Regions from separate parts of the Homo sapiens genome. Here region 2 is linked to region 1. A link is a contact called in ENCODE Hi-C or POLR2A ChIA-PET data. All regions are on one chromosome and are shown on one strand. Each heading gives the region's core, a stretch centred on a gene start or an enhancer-like site at or near the end of the contact. The rest is flanking DNA. Distances are from core to core; before and after follow the strand shown.

Region 1 (7,236 bases), core at 3,366-5,865:
ACATCCTGTTCTAAATGTTTTGCATGATTTAATTCATTTAGTCTTCTCAACTAATCCATTTTACAGATGAGGAAATGGAGGCATAGTTTAATAAATGAAAAACATCAAATGAATTAGACTATTCAGGTATACTGGAGGTATTACTGAATTGATTCAGCAATTGTATCAGTTATCCGTTGCTACAGTAATTCTGCATAACAAAACACCCTATTTCTTCATGCTTGTTAAGGCTGCCAAGGAATGAAAGGACAAGGTTTTTATTTTTCTTCACGGTGGGGGAGATAAAAACCACATTTTATATTTTCAGAGAGTGACAATGAGCATTAATTGAGCATCTACTGTGCGTCAGGCTCTCGGTTACGTTTGGAATTAAATACTCAAAACAGTCCTCAGGAGTGTGGCATTGACCCCATTTCATTCAGTTTGTGAAACAGACTGAGAGGTAAAGTCACGTACTCTAGCTCACACAGTCTTAGGGTTATTTTAATTTCTCCCGCTCTAGCTCACACAGTCTCGCCGCTATTTTTATCTCTCCTGAGATTCTCCAGACAAAACCAGCTCGTAAGAGGGCACCCATGATGTCGTTGGTACTCAGTAGACATTAGCTGAATGAAGGAGGAGGAAAGGCCACCAACCGACCTGTGAGGGTGGATGTTCCTATCTTCGTAGTACTCAGATGAGGAAACTGGAATTTAGAGAGATTCAGTCCAAGGTCACCTGGCTAGTAAATGATCAAGTCAAGATTCCAACCCAGAAAGTTCCATTTCCAGAAGCCAGTGCTATCTGAGGGAAGTAGAATTTAGCAGTGAGGACTTCAGGACCCCAAATGCCTTCTCCACAGTTTACAGCCCCCACCGGCCAGGAGAGAGGCGAAGGGAGACCGAGGGCATATACGTTTGTCTGTAAACCCGTTGGGAGGGTACCCACCGAGGCCTGGAACCAATTCAGGCCCCGGAGCCTCCGCGTCCTGCTCCATATCCCCCTGAGCCGCAGTCTCCCTTGAGCAGAACTCTGGAGTCAGATCTTCTTCTTTGACCTCCGCCCCGTGTGTGGTTTGAGAAGGAAGAGTTGGGAATGGAGAGAGCCCTCATGCGAAGTCATTTGCTGATGAGACCCCAGCAGCTGGTGAGGGGGGCCAGGCCTGTGTGGATTTTGAGTGGGATTTGTGGCCTGAACATACTGGGGCCGCCGAGCCCCAGCTGCAGGGACAGCCAGCACTATCACCTGCCCTGCAGAGAGCAGGCATCTTTCTTTCCCTTTTGGAAACTGCCATGTGTAATTCATGGTAGAGCACAGAGAAAGACGCAATGGAGCCCCGCCCCATGGAAAATCCTAATTAGCTCCCCACAGGGCTGCCAGAATCATGGCAGGCTCCTCACAGCATCTCTGACTCTTGTCAAAGGGTGGCGGCCCTGACTGTCCAGAGGAAGAGGCCTCCCCACAACAAAACCCCTCTGGTTTGTTTTTGTTGTTGGTTTGTTTTTTTACTGCCCCAGGAATCAGGGTTATCTGCTGGACCACCTTATAATTTGCAAAGCCCCACCAACTGGTCTGCTTTCTTTAGAGTGACTTGAACCTCTGAGCATTCATCGACTCACCAAGCATCAACTGGACTCCTGCTGTGTGCAGGGGTTTTGGGCTAGGCCCCAGGGATACAGCAGTGCATAAGGCTGTGTAATCCTTGTTCTCAAGGGGCATACTTTCTGGTTGAGAGGACGCAGGTGATAGCAAATAGATATATAAGAAGATACAAGGTAGTAATAGCATGAGTGAGCCAGTGGGTGTTGCTCTTAAGCCACGCTCTTGCCTCTCAACACTGGAGTGACATGCAAATGCCATGGGGACATCTCAGGGACATACTGAGGCAGAGAGAAGAGCAAGTGCAAGGGCACCACAGCAGATGCAAGCCTGGTGGCTGGAAGAAGCAAACACAAAGGCTGTGCAAGGAAACCCTGATGAATGTGGGGATGGGGACGGACATGTGGCCAGGCAGGCACACAGGGGCCAATCTGCGGGGCCTGGTCAGACCACAGAAGTAAGGATGTTCTGCTAGGAAGCACCATTGCTTTTGCCTACTGGGCAGAAGTGCAGAAGTGTGGAGCCTCCCACTGGTGTCCTGTCATTCGAGGGTTTATTTCTGCTTATTGGGTCAGTGATTCAGCTCCTGCACCTGCTCCATGTGGGAAGGAAATGCTGTGCACTCAGTAAAGTCAGTTCCTCTCAATCCCTCCTCCTCTGGTATGTGCCCACCCAAACCACGTTTGAAATCATCAGGTCACCCTGACTTTTAACTTATACCACACTCCCCCGGGTTCTCACGTGCAAGCAAAGCTTGACTAGCTGGGCCCACATCTTTGAGTGCCCCGCCCCCCTGTTCCTGCTGTGAGTGAAGGGTTCAGGTGAAGAAGGCATAGATGTTAGGGGCAGACAGATCTTAGGTTTGAATCTCAGTCTTGCCACTTAATGGCTGTGTGGTCTTGGACAAGTCTCTTAAAGTCTCTGGACCTCAATAACACTGGGGATAATAATATCTACTTCAAAGGGTTGTTGTGAGGATGAATTGAGATAATAAATGAAGACATCTAGTGCAAGGCAAGTGCTTGATCAGTTTAAAGGTTCTCTCTTCTTGCAGTCTCTTACCAGCCTGTTGTGGAGTACCTGGAAGGAAAGGTACAACACTTCTCTAGTAACACATCACTGGGTGGCAGTGAGTACAGCTGGGCTGTCTAATGACTTTGTAATGAGTAACTTCATGCATTACCATCTAAATGATAGGATACATAGAAATAGATCATCAATAAAAAGGAATGCAGTACTGATACATGCTACATGGATGAACCTCAAAAACATTATGCTAAGTGAAAGAAATTACTCACAAAAGACCGCATATGATATGATTCTATTAATGTGAAAGTTCCAGAATGGATAAATCTATAGAGACAGAAACTAGATTAGTGGTTGCATAGGGCTTAGAAAGGGCATAGACAGAATCTTTTGGGGGTGATAAATATATTCTAAAATTAGGTTACAGCGATGATTGCACAACTCTGTAAATACATGAAAAACCACTAAATCGTGCATTTTAAATGGATGAATTTTATGGTACATAAATTATATCTCAAGCTGCTTTTTAAAAAAGAGATATAGTTTCATTACTTTCAGAAATAATACAAAGTTTAAAATGACATGCTAAGCCTGGGCAACATGGCAAAACCCCTTCTCTACAGAAAAAAATAAAATTAGCCAGGTGTGGTAGCATGCACCCGTAGTCCCAGTTGCTACTTGGGAGACAATTGAAGTCTGTTTTTCAGTCTGATAGGTCTAGAAACACTCATATACCTCTTTTTTCTTTTTGTCTGTTTTGCTTTTTTTTTTTTTTTTTTTTTTTGAGATGGAGTCTCGCTCTGTCGCCCAGGCTGGAGTGCAGTGGTGCGATCTCGGCTCCCTGCGAGCTCTGCCTCCCAGGTTCACGCCATTCTCCTGCCTCAGCCTCCCGAGTAGATGGGACTACAGGCACCCGCCACCACACCCGGCTAATTTTTTTTTGTATCTTTAGTAGAGACGGGGTTTCACCGTTTTAGCCAAGATGGTCTCGATCTCCTGACCTCGTGTTCCACCTGCCTCGGCCTCCCAAAGTGCTGGGATTACAGGCGTGAGCCACCGCGCCTGGCCTGTTTTGGTTTTTTAAAAAAGACACTGGCATAATATTTTGACAAATGCCGAAATAATATAATGTGGGATTGGGCTCTACTGGAAGTATATATGTTGTACAGCACTGGGAACAGCAAATTCCATCAGGGAGGGACAAAGTGAGGGAACAAGAGTATCAGGAAAGTTTTCTAAAGGAGGTTGCATCTGAGCATGCCGTTGAGGAATAAAAGTGTTCATCTGTCTGGCCAACCGCCACAAACTGAGTAGAGGCAGCAGCACACAAAAGAAAAGATCAGTAATATTCTATAAGCTTTGACCTGCCTGAAGAAACAGCAGCAGCATTTGTTATGGTTGTATTTTAGTTGTGTCCTTGGTGACAAGCAAACCCTCCCTGGCCATCGGACACAAGTGGATCATTGATATCAGTTGACTCCTGGTTACCCCAGTTTTGGTAACACCTGTAATGTCTTGGCCTGGATCTTGGTAGTGAAAGATTTCATCTCTCTGGTGTTTATGGTCTTGTTTTTCACCAAACTGACATTGGGAGAATCTGAGACAGACTAGAGATAGCAATGGTATCCTCCATATGGCATTAGGATTTCACCTGTATGATGTGTTTCTCCTGTGAAGCCACCTCATTGGGAAATAAATTCTGCCCCATGGCAACCGATGTTCAATCCCAGTGACAGCAGCATAGCCCGGCAGAAAGCACTGAGAATCAGGTTCCAGATTTCAACACTGCTCCTGGCCTTAATGAGCCAGCTACCGTAACCGTAGCCACCGATCACCAAGTACCAACCCTGTGTCCAGCCCCACCTGACTCTCTGTCCTTCTTCTCCAGACTTGTCTAATAGGGGTAAACTGTACTTATCTTCACGGGAGTGTTATGCATTCAAAGACAAAAGTGAAGCCACTTTAAAAGATGTACAAACCTCAAAAGGGAAACTAACCTTTGCAGGAAGGAAGAAAGTGTTGAAATGGCAAAAGGGGGCGGGGTCTTGAGCAGGAGGTGGAATGGAGTATGATTGGGCAGGGGGAGAATGTCACCAATGAGCAGGGTTTGACACTTTCAGGCCCAGTATCCACCTGCTCAGTGCGAGACAACCCAGCAGTCAGACAAAACTAAGGCAGAGGCTTCAGCAAAGCTGGACACATGCTAGCTCCCCACCCCAAAACAGAGAGAGAGGGAAAGAGAAATCATTTATATTTATAAAAATCATCAATGTAGTCATCATAGGACCAGTAAGAAATGAGGCCGGGCTTATACTTACTTTATGGTTTCACCTTATTTTCACTTCGAATCACATTTTGGAGGTGGCCCTATGGTTTTGTTAGGGTTTCAGACCTCTAAAGGTCTAAATCCAGCTGTGGCTACACTGAACAATTTTCCTGTAGTGGTTGGGAGCAACTTTGTGGGGTTGAAATATGGTATTCAGAAATATGGATAGATTTTCCCAGGAAATAGTAAGATATGAGATTCCCCTTTCAGCCACCCCAGAACTGATCACTCTCATGGGGCAGATCTTTGATTTGCCGACACCAGATTACCCACCTGCAAAGGAAAATTTTTAAAAATCATGCTTTGAACATTTTTCTTTGACATTTGAATTGTATCAATTGTTACATCCCTTGGGCGCATTGCCGGGCAGTGAGTAGATGCCAAGAACATCTACCAGGATGAATGAAGGAATCTGTCGGTGAATAAATGAATGTGGGAGTGAATGCATGCATTCACATCTATGGGAAAATTCACTATGATTAGATTCACCTCTGAACTCAGTTCCATCATGCTAGCATCTGTTAGCCAAGTAACCTAAGCTAGAGAGGCCTGGAGTCCTACCAATTCAGTGGATTAGAAGGGCAGAGAGGTGAAAGAATGTTCCCTTAATGCTTAGCACTTGACTGTAAGTGCACACTGCTGGCAGAATAGTCAGCAGTGGAAATGAGGGAGGAGCGAGGAGATGCGGCAGAACTAGCAGCGGGGCAGAGCTCCAGATCCCCAAGATGGTGGCATTATTTATGAGAAAGGACTCCTCTTGCAAAACTGTGCGTAGACGCATGGGTGTGGCTCTTCCCCCAAAGGACTGGCTTTCCTTTCCTTCCTTCTTGAAGGATTACAGAATAAATAGGAATTGGTACAAAATGTGGATGGATGGATGGATGGATGGATGGATGGATGGATGGATGGATGGATAGATGGGTGAGTGAGTGGATGGATAGATGGACAGATAGGTGGATGGATGAGAGGACATCTACACAGGGTGGTGAAAAGAGCATTGGCCTTGAATGGCAGAGCTACTCAGCTTCTTTGAGCCCAACTCTATCATCTGTAAAAAGGGGATGGTACACCCTGCCCCTCCATGGCTCCAAAGGCTATTAGAAAGCTCAAACTGAAAGCCAAGACACCTTTGTTTTGTTTGATATGGTTTGGTTTGGTTTGGTTTGGTTTTGTTAGAGACGGAGTCTCACTCTGTTACCCAGGCTGGAGTGCAGTAGCGCGATCTCAGCTGACTGCAACCTCTGCCTCCCAGGTTCAAGTGATTCTCCTGCCTCAGCTTCACAAGTAGCTGGGATTACAGGCATGCACTACCATGCCTGGCTAATTTTTTGTATTTTTAGTAGAGACAGGGTTTCACCATGTTGACCAGTCTAGTCTCGAACTCCTGACCTCAAGTGGTCTGCCCGCCTCGGCCTCCCAAAGTGCTGGGATTACAGGCATGAGCCACCACCACACCCAGCCCCAAAACACCTTTGTTCAGTCAAGGTGCTCTGCAGCTATAAGGAATTATTTTCTATGCAACCTCTTCCCTCCAAAGACTGCCTCTAATCCCCCATGCTGCAAATATATTATGATTAAAGTGCAAGAGTAAGTCAAAATCTTAGTAAACTCTATGATCACTTTGGCATTCCTCCAACAAACTCTGCATGGATTTTGTTCCTCCTCTCAGCTCCCAAGCAATTTTTCTTACATTGGAGGTTGCCAAGATTTTATGGCTATTTGGTTATCTTATCCATCCAGATGGTTAGCATTAATTTATGCTGAAGTAAATCTGCAAAACCTCATCTGTCTCATTGCTCCAGAAGCATTAGGTGTAAGGCCTAAAAAAATCTTAATATATAGCCTCCTGAGAGGGCTGAGGTGCGATGTTACTGCATGCTTTTTATTCAATTTGGCTTGAAATTCTGCTCTTCTATCCCTTGATATTTATATATAAGCAAATTAGGTTGTTTGGTATAAGAAACCTAAACTTATTTTATGACTTTTAATGCAGATGCTCATCTCAAGTTACACAGGTGCTTTTTATTGAGAAAAGTTATACCATGATTTATACCAATGATAAATTTTGAACACCTTTTCTCCATTTTTGAATATTCATCATTAAGACATAATGTATGGGTTGGCGACCAGGGATTCAAATACTCATTAAATGTGTGACCTCAGGCAAGTCTCTCAGCCTAGTTGAGCTCCATTTCCATCACCTAGATGAACACTTGCCTGTAGGACTACTGTGAGGATTATATGTTTAATGTATGTGGGGTGCTTGGCACATAATAGCACTTAATAAATGCTATTAGGGACTATTC
Region 2 (7,236 bases), core at 1,557-4,056, 180 kb after region 1:
GAGAGTAGAAGAGACAGAACAGAAGCTTGAGAAGGCAGAGCACTATGGGAAAGGTGACTTGGGATAAAAAACTTGTGCACATTTGTAAGCTAAAGGGAAAAGATGTAAGAGAGGAAGACATGGGAGATACCGGAAAAGTTAAAATAATTGATGGAGTAAGGCTCCCATTGGAATTGTAATGGAATAGTATCCAGGGCACAGGTCAACTAGTCAGTCCTGGGCAAAAGAATCAGCTCTTCTGAGATAGGGGTGAAAGAAGTTAAAAATAGACATTGTTAGAGATACGAACAGAGGTGAAGGGAAAGGAAAGAGCACGCTGGGAGAGACATGCCTAAAGACTCTATTTTCTCTGTAAGCCTGCCCTACAACAAACATTAAAGGAATTTCTCCAGGCAGAAGGAAAATAATACCAGATAAAAACCTGGATCTACACAAAGGAAAGAGTGCTGGAAATATAACTTTATATGATAAAATCTAAAAGATATATTTTTCATTTTTAGTCTCTTTTTAAAAATAACTGAAGCAAAAAATAATAACAATATATTACAGGATTTACTATTTCAAAAAAGTAAAACGTATTTCAAAAAAGAGTACATAAGTAAAACGTATTTCAAAAAAGAGTACATAAGAAAGAGGAGTGGTATTTCAAGTATAGTGACATAAGCTTCTTATCCTATATGTAAAGTGGTTTACTATTGTTTGAAAGTAGACTGTGATAAAAAAGATATAAGCTCTAAATCAATGGTTCTCAAAGTGTGGTCTAGGGGGTCTGAGGAAGGTTAGATCTAGAAATCCCAACACCTAGCTAACAGAAGTACCAGAAAGAGAGACTCACGTTTATGTTAGCATGATAAAGGCTTTAAGAAATCCCGTAGTAGGATGTGGAGAAATAGGAACATGTTTACACTGCTGGTGGGACTGTAAACTAGTTCAACCATTGTGGAAGACAGTGTGGCAATTCCTCAAGGATCTAGAACTAGAAATACCATTTGACCCAGCCATCCCATTACTGGGTATACACCCAAAGGATTATAAATCATGCTGCTATAAAGACACATGCACATGTATGTTTATTGAGGCACTATTCACAATAGCAAAGACTTGGAACCAACCCAAATTTGTCCATCAATGATAGACTGAATTAAGAAAATGTGGCACATATACACCATGGAATACTATGCAGCCATAAAAAAGGATGAGTTCATGTCCTTTGTAGGGACATGGATGAAGCTGGAAACCATCATTCTCAGCAAACTATCGCAAGGACAGAAAACCAAACACCGCATGTTCTCACTCATAGGAATTGAACAATGAGAACACTTGGACACAGGAAGGGGAACATCACACACCGAGGCCTGTTGTGGGGTGGGGGGAGGGGGGAGGGATAGCATTAGAAAATATACCTAATGTAAATGACGAGTTAATGGGTGCAGCACACCAATATGGCGCATGTATACATATGTAACAAACCTGCACGTTGTGCACATGTACCCTAGAACTTAAAGTATAATAAAAAGAAAATAAAAAAATAAAGAAGAATTAACACCAACAACAATAAAGAAATCTCGTAGTAAGCAAGTTTGTTTAACTTAATGTTTAACAAATTTGATTGACCACAGAACTCACTTTTCAAGTTATACTTATTAACATCTCACAGAACTAGTGTTACCATGAAATATATTTTGGAAAATGCCACTAGTTCTGAAAGACATTAATAAATATTAAAAAATATCCTAGTCACAATATGAACACAGATATGCCTTAAACAATGTATGCATTCTTGTAGCTAATAAAACATAAATTAGTAGCTGCATATTTTGAGAAAAAAAAAATCACAGGCTTTAGAATAGACCCGATCTGGTTTTCAATCGTGACTCACCACTTACAAGATAAGAGACCTTAGACAATCTACTGATCTTATTGTGAGGATTATACGACACAACATGTATAAAAAAAACCTGTAAGTTACCTGGTACATAGTGGTAGGTACTCACTAAATAGCAGATAATGATGATAATGATGAAGATAAACAAGAGTCCTTTAAATAGTACATTCCCCAACACATTTTAAATGAAATTCAATTCTCAAAAGTTCCATCTTATTTGAGGAGCATAGAGTAAACCATCTCTATTAATGTTTTTTAAAGAGTGGAATTTATAAGCTCATAGTGTACCACCATGCCCGGCTAATTTTTATAATTTTTGTGCAGACAGGGTTTGGTCGTGTTGCCCAGGCTGGTCTCAAACTTATGAGCTCAAGCGATCCACCTGCCTTGGCCTCCCAAAGTGCTGATAGCCAACTAAGAGGTTTACTTACTGAGATACTAAAAATATATTACTATGAATATCACACAATGCCACAGCACAGACATCCAAGGAGAGCATTTCAGTGAAGCTCTAGAATTGTTTCTTACTTAAGGTAAAACAACTGAAATATGCATTAAAGCCTTATAATAAAAGGGTTATTGTAATTTAAGTTAAATTTCTTACTGAAATGTTGTTTAATATAGCTCTAACAGTCATTATGAGTAATGTTTATGCTAATGAACTCATCCATTAATATTCACAGAAGAGGATCTGAAGAGGAGGGAGGAAAGCAGTAGTTATTCCAGGCAGTGAAAATTAGATGAATCTTTGTAGGGACAATATAAAAACCTAGTTAGAATGATAATGAAAAAATTGCGCATGTCTTTGGGAAACAATGAGTCCAACCATGTACAGAGGGCCTTGAAAGCTAGGCAGAAGAATTCAAATTTGATCTGATAGGCAGGGAAAAAAACCACTGTTAAATTCATCATCTTAGGACCCATGTAATAAAAACAATGTTTAAGAATGACTAGGCTATTAGTGACACTTAATTTGCCTCAAATAGAGAGTGAGTCAGGAAGCCTACTTTATTACTTGAATGATGGCTATATTGAGACATTAGGCTACAAGAGTAAGACATGCTTGTTATATAAATAAATGATTGAGCAAGTGAACTGTGTTAAAGGGCAAGCAGACAATGGCTTGGTCATTTTTCAGTCAAAGAGGATGAAGGACCAGGTTGAAATAGATGGTCCCACAATTTTATGTGTGGGTGACGGGGAGAATGGTGGCATGAAGAGAGAGACCTATAGGGAAAATTTGTTCATTGATATTCTAAAGTGATATAAAAATTAAAATATTCAGTAGAAATTTTAGACATGAAATTAGATTTTGAAGAACTTGCCTTTATATGTCATATATATTTTTTACATATATACATATATACATTTTTTTTGAGACAAGGTCTTGCTCTGTTGCCCAGGCTGGAGTGCAGTAGCGTGATCTTGGCTCACTGCAACCTCTGCCTCCCTCCCAGGCTCAGAAGGTCCTCTTGCTTCAGCCTCCCAAGTAGCTGGGACTACAGGCGTGTACCACCATGCCTGTAAAAATATAATTTTTATATTTTTTGTGCAGGCAGGGTTTGGTCATATTGCCCAGGCTGGTCTCAAACTCATGAGCTTGAACGATCCACTTGCCTTGGCCTCGCAAAGTACTGGGATTACAGGGATGAGCCACCGTGCCCAACTGACATATTTTCTTTTTACATAGATATGCAAAGTAAATTACATTAAATATGTAGTATATCCTGGGACATGTTTTTCCCCAAGTAGAATTACTTTTTAAATTATATTGATCTAGGCTGTACTTAAAATCTACTTTAGTGTTCAACAATGAGAACACATGGACACAGGGAGAACATCACACACCAGGGCCTGTCAGGTGGGGGGCAAGGGGAGGGAGAGCATTAGGACAAATAACTCATGCATGCGGGGCTTAAAAACTAGATGATGGGTTGATAGGTGCAGCAAACCACCATGGCAAATGTATACCTATGTAACAAACCTGCACGTTCTGCACATGTATCCCAGAACTTAAACTAAAAAAAAAAAAAAAAATCCACTTTAATGACAGTCACCCCAGAAGCCGGTAGACTGGATTAAAATGATCTTATTAAATGTAATTCATATATAAATGTCTGTGAATTTAAGTATTATAATTCCCATTTCATAGATAACAAAAAAATATACGACAGATTTTTAAAGGGATCAGCTGAGGACCAATAGATTTTTTTCTTTTATTTTTTTTTAAGACAGGGTCTCACTCTGTTTCCCAGGCTAGCATGCAGTGGCTTATTGTAGCCTCTAACTCCTGGGCTCAGGCAATCCTCCTGCCTCAGCCTCCTGAGGACATACCTGGGACTACAGGTGTGTGCCACCACATCTGGCTAATTTTTGAATTTTTTATAGAGATGGGGGTCTCACTATGTTGCCCTGGCCTCAAACCCCTAACCTCAAGCGACCCTCCTACCTAGGCCTCCCAAAGCACTGGGATTGCAGTCATGAGCCACTGTGCCCACCCCAGATTTTAATGAACTGAATGGATAAGCAATGTTGAAACCCAGCTGTCTCTAATTTATCCACAAAAATTGACAAAAGAAACAACAAAACAATATACAATAGCTGATAATCCCAATGTAAATAATAAACAAAATCTGAAATATATTTTGCCACATTAATCTTAAGTCAGGTATACCTGACTCTCAAACTAGTAGTTCATGATAAGATTAAGAAAGATTACTTTTCAGAAATGTATTCTGCCTGTTGAGACCTGGGAATGTAATTTTCACTGTGAGCAACAACTTGGGGTTGGAGGCAGAATGGTTGGGATGGGAGGACAGACCTCTTGAATCTGAGCCCTAAGACTTCTAATAGTACCTAAGACTAAGAGGATACGAAGATTTGATATTATCATGAAACAGTATATCTAATTCTTACCATTAATAACTGGCGTGTAAACAACAATCCCAACCAAGTTTGGGTCTGATACAGTTGTGTCCAGAATAAGGCCCCCAATGCTGAAAGAGATAAAATTATATAATTTAGAGAAGAGGGAAGAGAACATACTTGAAGTTATTCTGTACATACAGACACCCCTCCTTTTTAAAATAAAATATTCACACATTTTAAAAATAGAGCAAAAATAAAAATATTCAAAGTAAAAATCAATGTCAACAGTAAAATGTTGAAAATAAAACACGGCATAAGCTCTAGCCCCAAATTTCAGAATTCTGATGTCTAAGATATGCTACTTGTGAAAAGAAAAAGCATACGCTTTAAATGCATTAAAATGTCTTGAACAGTATACGAGAAATTATTAACCATGTCTATTTCTGGGGGTGAGGGTGACAGGGGACTGACGGTCATTTTATATCCTTCTGTGCTTATTAATTTTTTAAAACCATGCCATTGATCACTCTTATAATTTAAAAAATAATTTAAAAAAGAGTATGGTTTCATATTTGAAATAAAGCATAAAAGAGGTTATTTTTATTGTATTAAAACTAGATATTGTTAGGATGTGTCTTATTACTGGCAAATTAAAATAATGAGTTATAGCCACAGAAAGAGCTGATCTTGAGAACAGAAATCTGGAAAACTAACATATCGTTATATGGTAGCAAGCCATACACTCTCAATGTGTCAGTGGAACTTGGAGATTTTTCTAAGTTTCCAAGGCCATTATCAACTGGTTAACATCAGTTTCTGGGTCTGTGTAGTATAAAACATTGCCAGTCCTAATATTCCATGGGATCCTGTGCCCAAATCTTCCAGGAAAATGCCATCCACATTACAACAAAATGAACTACATGCTGTCACAGAATGGGATTGTCAAAATATCAGATCAAATGTTCTTACCTGATAGTTAACATTAGAAAATTATCAAATCTTTATTATTTTAATTCTTTAGTAAAATAAAGGAATTATGCCTTAATAGGCCTAAACTGTGGGCGTTCTCATTAAAGAGGTACACTGTAGAGTCCCAAAATAGTCCTCTTTAGAAATATTTTAACATTTTAAGCCCTAATTAAAAGAATAAAGTACATACTTCAAGAACAAACTAGTTCTGAGTCAAAAAATAAACCTCCCTGACAAAATATATAGATCATGTTGTGGATATAACATAACAATTGCTAAAAATACATTTTTTAGATTCCTGTTAAGCCCAGTGATAAAAGTTACTATAGAAAAAATTAGAAAAGACAAAATGAAGAAAGTAAAAACCAACCCTAGTTACACCATTGAGTTACACTGTTAGTATGCTGTTATATAGGCTTCTAGACTTTTTTTAACTTATTTTGTTACTTATTTAAATTGACAATAAAAATTGCACATATTTATCCTATACAACATGTTTTGAAATATGTATATATTGTAGAATGACTAAATTGAGCTAATTAACTTATGCATTACTTCACATACTTATCTTTTGTGGTGAGAACACCTATACAACATGTTTTGAAATATGTATATATTGTAGAATGACTAAATTGAGCTAATTAACTTATGCATTACTTCACATACTTATCTTTTGTGGTGAGAACACCTAAAATCTCTTGGCAATTTTGATGAATACAATACACTGTTATAAACTATCACCACCATGTTGTACAATAAATCTCTTGAATATGTTCCTGTAGTCTAACCAAAATTTTTAATCCACTGACCAACATCTCCGCAACCCAGCTTTTTTACTATATACATTTTTAAAAATAAAAATTAAATGATAAAAGTAGTTTTATTTGCTTTTATTAAATTTTATTTTTATCATATAGATGTGTGTCATTAAAAAAGTAAAAGTACAGCCAGCATGGTGGCTCATGCCTATAATCCCAGCACTCCGGGAGGCCGAAGTGAGAGGACTGCTTGAGACTAGCAGTTTAAGACCAGCCAGGTCAACATAGTGAGACCCTGTCTCTACAAAAGAGTAAAAATATTATCTGGGTGGGTGCATGCCTGTAGTCCCGGCTGTTCAAGAAACTGAGGCAGGAGGGTTGTTTGAGCCTAGGAGTTTGAGGCTGCAGTGAACTACAATCAAGCCACTGTGCTTCAGCTGGGGAAACACGGCGAGACACAATCTCTAAAAAGAAAAAAAAGAGGTATATAAAAGTACCATAAAGTTCATAATAAAATAATGGTCCCTAGCCCCACCTCCAGGTCCTTCTCTGTACTAGAAATTCTTTTTATCTTCTTTAGTAGTTTCTTATGGCATTTAGTTTTTCTAAATAACATGCTTATACTGCTATTTCTTCATATTAAATTTTAGACATTTAGCAAATGACTTCCTACTATGGCAGATGAGGATTTGACCTCTCTTACACTTCCCTCCCACTTTGATCCCTTCCCAAATCCCTTCCTCCTCCCATCCTGCT

Evidence for each region. A loop is a pair of places that touch in the nucleus more often than their neighbours do. ChIA-PET counts read pairs that join two places held with the same protein, here RNA polymerase II (POLR2A). Pooled maps may share reads with other maps.
Region 2: a map of Right ventricle myocardium inferior shows a loop between it and region 1 (3-fold over the local background). The contact joins two enhancer-like sites. A Hi-C loop is called at or near these places in 9 of 168 maps with a recorded cell type or tissue (IMR-90, Right ventricle myocardium inferior, ascending aorta and 3 more), 1 of 37 single-sample maps with no recorded cell type and 11 of 50 pooled maps. POLR2A ChIA-PET finds 5 or more read pairs at or near these places in 1 of 52 experiments (activated CD4-positive, alpha-beta T cell).

Annotation. Positions count from the first base shown.
Region 1 is chr12:104,678,461-104,685,696 of GRCh38, forward strand. All of the region lies in intron 2 of CHST11 (carbohydrate sulfotransferase 11), which reads left to right. Among named protein-coding and RNA genes, the nearest start is that of MIR3922, 90 kb to the left of the region's middle. Within about 2 kb of position 4,616, at least 7 of the 41 ENCODE cell types and tissues checked have a DNase peak (open chromatin) inside an H3K27ac peak, as active enhancers do.
Region 2 is chr12:104,856,490-104,863,725 of GRCh38, forward strand. It overlaps SLC41A2 (solute carrier family 41 member 2), which reads right to left. Exons shown (of 11, transcript NM_001352171.3): 8 at 4,802-4,881. Among named protein-coding and RNA genes, the nearest start is that of SLC41A2, 98 kb to the right of the region's middle. Within about 2 kb of position 2,807, at least 2 of the 41 ENCODE cell types and tissues checked have a DNase peak (open chromatin) inside an H3K27ac peak, as active enhancers do.